Regions from separate parts of the Homo sapiens genome. Here region 2 is linked to region 1. The links are chromatin loops, found by intact Hi-C in ENCODE. Cell type or tissue: PC-3. All regions are shown on one strand. Links, peaks and the distances in the headings refer to the core of each region. The heading gives the core; the rest is flanking DNA.

What was found. Hi-C counts contacts between places; a loop is a spot of excess contacts. Peaks named below come from ENCODE experiments on the same cell type or tissue, not always from the same donor. Only the 100,000 strongest peaks of a DNase experiment are listed, where the experiment ranks them.
Region 2: it touches region 1 in a loop (4-fold over the local background); 1 of 110 quality-filtered maps calls a loop at or near these places.

The regions. Positions count from the first base shown.
Region 1 is chr3:123,731,232-123,734,146 of GRCh38, forward strand. It overlaps MYLK (myosin light chain kinase), which reads right to left. Exons shown (of 34, transcript NM_053025.4): 10 at 2,456-2,915; 11 at 1,665-1,871. Among named protein-coding and RNA genes, the nearest start is that of MYLK-AS2, 43 kb to the left of the region's middle. In PC-3, for the core only: no CTCF peak of the experiment used is centred there; a DNase peak (open chromatin) is centred at 1,400; H3K4me3 peaks cover 490 bases; H3K27ac peaks cover 2,047 bases.
Region 2 is chr3:123,833,654-123,836,568 of GRCh38, forward strand. The region is part of intron 2 of MYLK (myosin light chain kinase); the gene reads right to left. Among named protein-coding and RNA genes, the nearest start is that of MYLK, 49 kb to the right of the region's middle. In PC-3, for the core only: no CTCF peak of the experiment used is centred there; a DNase peak (open chromatin) is centred at 1,208.

The DNA.
Region 1 (2,915 bases), core at 416-2,915:
TCACGAGGATAGTAAAAATCCCAGTTAAACAACAGTTAAAATCCCAGTGAATCAACAGTATACAGTGAAAAGTAAGATGCCCCATTCCTTCCTGTGAACCCCTAGTTTCCCCTTCCTAGAGGGACTTTTGTGCTCTTCCAGAAATGATTTGTGCACACACAGGCATCTTTTGCATGTGTGTACACAGATCTTTTCTTCCATTTACACATGAGCCTGTACTTTGCTCCTCTCCCTTCCTAGTGCATCTTGAACATGTTTTAGCATCAGTCTACAGGATGTTGTCTGGCATTCTACTATATGGATACATCACTAACTCTTTTTTTCTTTTGGAAATGTGCATTTTGAAAATTTTCAAACACACACAAAAGTAGACAAAGCAGTGTAGTGAATTCCTATGTACCCATCTCTCAACTTTCATTTATATCAATATTATTTCATTGATATCCCTGCCAGTGCTCCCCAAACATGAATTATTTCTAAGTCAAATATAAAAAGCCATATCATTTCACCAGTAAATAACTCAGGATATATCTCTCAAACAGATGAACTTATAAAAAAAAAAGTAACAAGACCACCATCACATCTTAAAACACCACGAATTCCTTTATATTAAATCTTATCAGTGTCCAAATTCTCTTGATGTTCCCATAAAAACTTTTTAAAGATTATCTCAGTCAGGATTGGCAGAAGATTATCAAAAATTATTGTAATTGTTGATGTTACTATATACCTTCTAATATAAGTTTTCTATAGGTTGTCTTTTTTTTTTTTTTTTTGCTTGCAATTTGTATGTGGAAAAAAAATGGGTGAAAGTTATTTGTTCCACAGTTTCCAGCAGCCTGCAATTTGCAGATTCTACTCTTGTGGTATTTGTTAATGCATTTCTCAAGGGTATGGCATGGGCCTGGGGCTTACATATGCATTTAGAGTAAGGGGGAAATTTTATAGAGATAGACAGGTACAAGAATATTTATCATAGGTATGTTATAATAGTGAAAAATGGAAACAATTTAATTATTCAACAAATAACAGCATACCTAAATTAGATACAGCCATTTCATGCAATATTATATGGCTACTAAAAGTCATGCTTTCCAAGAATTGTATAAAAAGATGTTAATATCACATGAGCAAATTAGGATAGAAAGCAGTATACAAATACCACAATGGTAAGTTTGTATAAAAAACATTAAAATATAATTTATTTCTGAGTCATAAGGTTATATATTGTTTAAATTCCCCACAATGAACATGCATTACTTTTATAAACAGACAGTACAATAAACATAAAAGATGTGGGATCCCACATCATCTCACATTACTCTAAACCTGTATATTTAATGAACACTCAGTTCTCTGTGGTTACAAACGTGAGTCACGGCACTATTCAAACAGCTGAGGGACCTAGGAAAGGTAGCTGTCAGTTGGGCTGGGTGTGGGGCCATGCATGTTTATTTTGAGGTGATTCTGATGTGAACTCCTGATTATGAATCACTGGCCTAGAGCAACACACTTGGCCTTGGCATGTGATTGGGGGTGACATTTCTGTCGGGCTGTGCACCAAGGCAGGGGGCTATAGGAGATGAACCATCTGCAGAAGGTGAAGCACCCCATGAATGGTTGTCCCACAGAGAATGCGGGGTGACCTGGAGAAGTGTACTCACTTTCCACTTGGAGGGTCCAGCTACAGGACAGCTGGCCTTGGGCGTTGGAAGCAGTGCAGCTGTATGTCCCACTGTCCCTGGTCCGGGCTTTCAGCAGGCAGAGGTAATGGGAGCCAGCATCTTCATAAACCTCAATGCTGCCTTCCTGTCTCCTCACGGGGGTGCCTTCCAGGAACCAGGCCACTTCAGGCTTTGGAATCCCGGAAACTACAGGGCCAGGTAAAGAACGTGAGCTCCCTATGCCCTGGAGAGCACCCTGTGATTGTGAGGTAGGTGGGGAAGGTGTGAGCTGGAGGAAAGGGCTCAGTTTGGTGTGGAGCTGCCCTCCCACCTCTGAGTCTGCTTCCTCACCCTCAACCACACTCCACAAGACGAAACCTCTTGAGAGAGTCAGGGGCCTTGAGGAGGATGAATACAGCGTGATGGGCAAGGTCTCCAGGTTGGCCAAAGCCAGGCAAGGGGAAGAAAGGGCGGAGGAGACCATGAGGTTTGCTTTTCGATGTTGGCGATAATGAGGGTGTTTCTTCTAGGGTGGTAAGAACTAGGGCCAGGGCCAGTACTCTATCCAAGAGCAAACAACAGGCTACTGTTAGGGGTCTCTCCAGAATAAAGGGCATTTCTACAATGAGTCACTCCTAAGGGGAAGGCCCTTGTAAGGTGGTTTTCTAGGGGAGCTAGTCCAAGAAGATGAGTGGATATAGGTGATGCAGACTAGCTGGGTGCTGAAGGAAGGGAGTGGCCACCAAGGGGCTACATTTTGGCAATCGGTGACCCTAATTACCTCTACTCACCTTCACATCTGAACTTGACAGTTTGATTTTCCTTGACCTCCTGGCTTTGGGGCTTGCTCTCAAATTTGGGGAATGCTGAATCCCTCTGGCCCTCCATGGGGATTCTCCTGTTAGCAGCCTTGCTCACAACATCTTGGCTCCCCAGGCCAGGCTGCCTGGTGGGGAAGGTGGCTGGACGGGGAGGAGCTGGCCTCTTCCTCTCTTCTCCAGAAGGTGATAGGACCCCCAGGCCTGGTGCTCTTGGTTCCGGCTGAACTCTTGCGGCCTGCAGGGTGATGGAGCTGGAAGTCTTCTGAAGGACCGGGGTCTGCGGGGCCGTTCTGGGCGAGTCCTTGCATGACTCCAGCTTGGACTCCCTTGGGGGCTGAGGCTGGCTGTTTGCAGCCCAGGGTGGGGAGCCACCTCTCTGGGGGCTGGAGCAGTTCTTGCTTTTGGCTGCAGCCTCCAGACTGTCCAGCTT
Region 2 (2,915 bases), core at 207-2,706, 100 kb after region 1:
AAATAATTAGAAGCCACTCACAAGAAAACAAAAAATAAAGCTGTTAATTATGTAAAAATTAAAACTATATAAAAGCTGATAATATGGGTGAAATGATTTTCTAAGCTAATTTTTCAACCCTATCAGGCATTACATCTATCCCCGAGTTCCCTGACACTCATGGCAAAAAAGGAAACAGGAGAGGTCACACAATTCTCCTTGTCAAATGAGGACACGAAGCCACTTCATCAGGTAACAGGGCCCTCCAGTGCTAATCTCCAAAAGGTCTCTCTCCAGAGAGAGGACTGAACAACACTGGAAAATTGTCCACTGAACAATGGACAATTCTACCAATAGGGTTTTCAAAAGGAAACATTTGGCATTTCATTACTGTTTTTTGTTTGTTTGTTTGTTTGTTTTTTGTTTCTTGGAGACAGATCTTGCTCTGTCGCCCAGGCTGGGGTGTGCAGTGGTGCAATCTCAGCTCACTGCAACCTCTGCCTCCCATGTTCAAGTGATTCTTGTGCCTCAGTCTCCCAAGTAGTTGGGACTACAGGTGCACGCCACCATGTCCTGCTAATTTTTGTATTTTTAGTAGAGATGGGGTTTCACCATGTTGGCTAGGCTGGTCTTGAACTCCTGACCTCAAGCAATCCACATGCCTCGGCCTCCCAAAGTGCTGGGATTACAGGCGTGAGCTACTGCGCCCAGCCTCAGAGTTTGGTAACTTTTTAATATCAACATTTGATAAAAAGGAAAATAATAAAATATGTCTTGGGATTTTTGCAGGGATCTAAAGCAAAGGTCTGGACAGGTAATTTAATAAAGGTCTTGGTGGTTCTCAGTGGAAAGTTGAGTTGCCCTCATCACCCATCCTGGAGGTGGGGGTGCAGGTGGGTAAAGGTGGTGCAGGCAGGTTGCACGGGGTTAAGGGTTAGGGGGATTGAGGGAGCATTGGGATGCGCAGTGGGATTATTGACTGTCACAACGACTTGAGAACAAGGGAAAGGAGCTGAATGTCCTACATTAAATAGAATGCTCATTATAAAGAGCATTATAAAGCATTTTGTCTTGCCTAAAATGCTAATAGCACCACTGGAGAGAAACACTGGAAGGGAAATGAGTAATTAGCATGACTCTTCTAGTGCCTGCTCTAAAATACCAATTAAGTCTTTACAGGGAGTTGATGGCAGTGACCACAAGAATGTCTGCTCCGGGAAGTAGAGATGAAGGAGGATGCCAGGTTTCTGATGTGTCAGCTCTGCTGGTGGTAAAATGCATATTGTCTTATGAGGCATAACGAGCCTGAAGGGTATTGTTGGCTGGACAGAGAGCTGGGCAATGGTGCACTATAAGCATGCCCATGGAAAGGAACATAGCTCTCCTTTTATTTCTTTATATGTCTAAATGAAGACACAACTGGAACACAAAAACTACACATCAATCCATCATAGGAGAAACTATTTTAGGATAGAGCAGTGTTTCTCAAAGTGTGGTCCCTAATTAGCATCACCTGGGAACTTGTTAGAAATGCAGATTATTGGGTCCTACCCCAGACCTGCTGAATCAGAAACTCTGGGTGTGGGGCTGAGAAACCTGCGTATTGACAAGTCCTCCAGGTGACTCTGATGCAGGCTCAAGGTTGAGAACCACTGGTCTAGAAAGCCTGAGGTTCAATATGGCAATCAGTCACAAGAGAGATTTTAGAAATCCTGCTTCATCCCTGTGTAGAGTTTCTATTAGGCTCAGAGACGGAGGGGAATATTTGAATATGTCTGTGGCAGGCAACTGATCAGGGGTGGAAGACCTGAAGACAGAAGACCCCAGGGATGAGAAATAAGGACAAAGAGTAAATTATCAAGGGCCAATCTGAGCCTCAAGTTTAATTAACCATCCTAGGAAGATTTTGTTTTAATTTAACTTGTATTCCTGTTTGAATAGCAAATACAGTTATATGGTTTGAAATTGTTTGGGGGCTCAGAAAACAATACCCCAAAATGAAGACTTCAGAAGCAGCCTCAGAAGCAAAAGTTTCTCTCTGACCTTCTTCTTCCCTCCTGTCTCTGGCCACTCATTCTCCTCCAAGGACACCAGAATCCCTCTTCCCCAAGGCAGGTTATAGAAACCAGAATCCCTTTTCCTTAAAGCCAGCCAGGAAACCTAAAAATATTATTCTAACTTCTCCCCCTGGCCTTTCTGTGTAAAAACTGGCCATAAAGAAATTATCTGACCTACCTTGTTTGACTGTAGGTCATAAGAGCCCCATTCCAGAGAGAGTCTTGCCCCATCAGAAGGAAGAAATGCTGCACAGAGAGGAGGAATACAAACAGAAAGGCCTTGCTGAGTTTCCCTACTCAGTCTATTAGCATTAGATTATACCCTTTTTGCCCAATCATATTTTTACACAGTTGTCCACAGTTTATTGAACCTAAGCATAAAAATGAACGTTTCCTTTGTATCTTTGGGTCTTCATTCGAAGGCTCCCATGTCATGGAAAACTATGATCAAATAAATTTATGTGCCTCTTCTACTATTAATCCACCTTTTGTCATTTGATGTTTAGTGAACCTTCAGAGGGCAAAGGAGAAGTTTTCCCTTGCCCCTTCAACTGAAAAGATACAAAAGTATATAGTGAAATGTCTTTCACCCACACCTGCTTCTAGGTACCCAGCTCCTAGGTATCCAGCACCAACTTCTCTTCCAGAATCAGCCATGTAATCACATCTTCTAGAGATATGTTTTGAAAATACATGTATATTTTTATACCCACTTTTTCTTAAATACAAATAATAACATATTATACACACTCTTCTACACCTTGCTTTATTTTGCTTAATATATTTTGGGGGTTATGCCATACCAGAAACATCAAGAAACACTTAGAAGTGTTCTGAGTGTCTGGAAACATACAACACTCCAGGGCATGGGTATCTTTC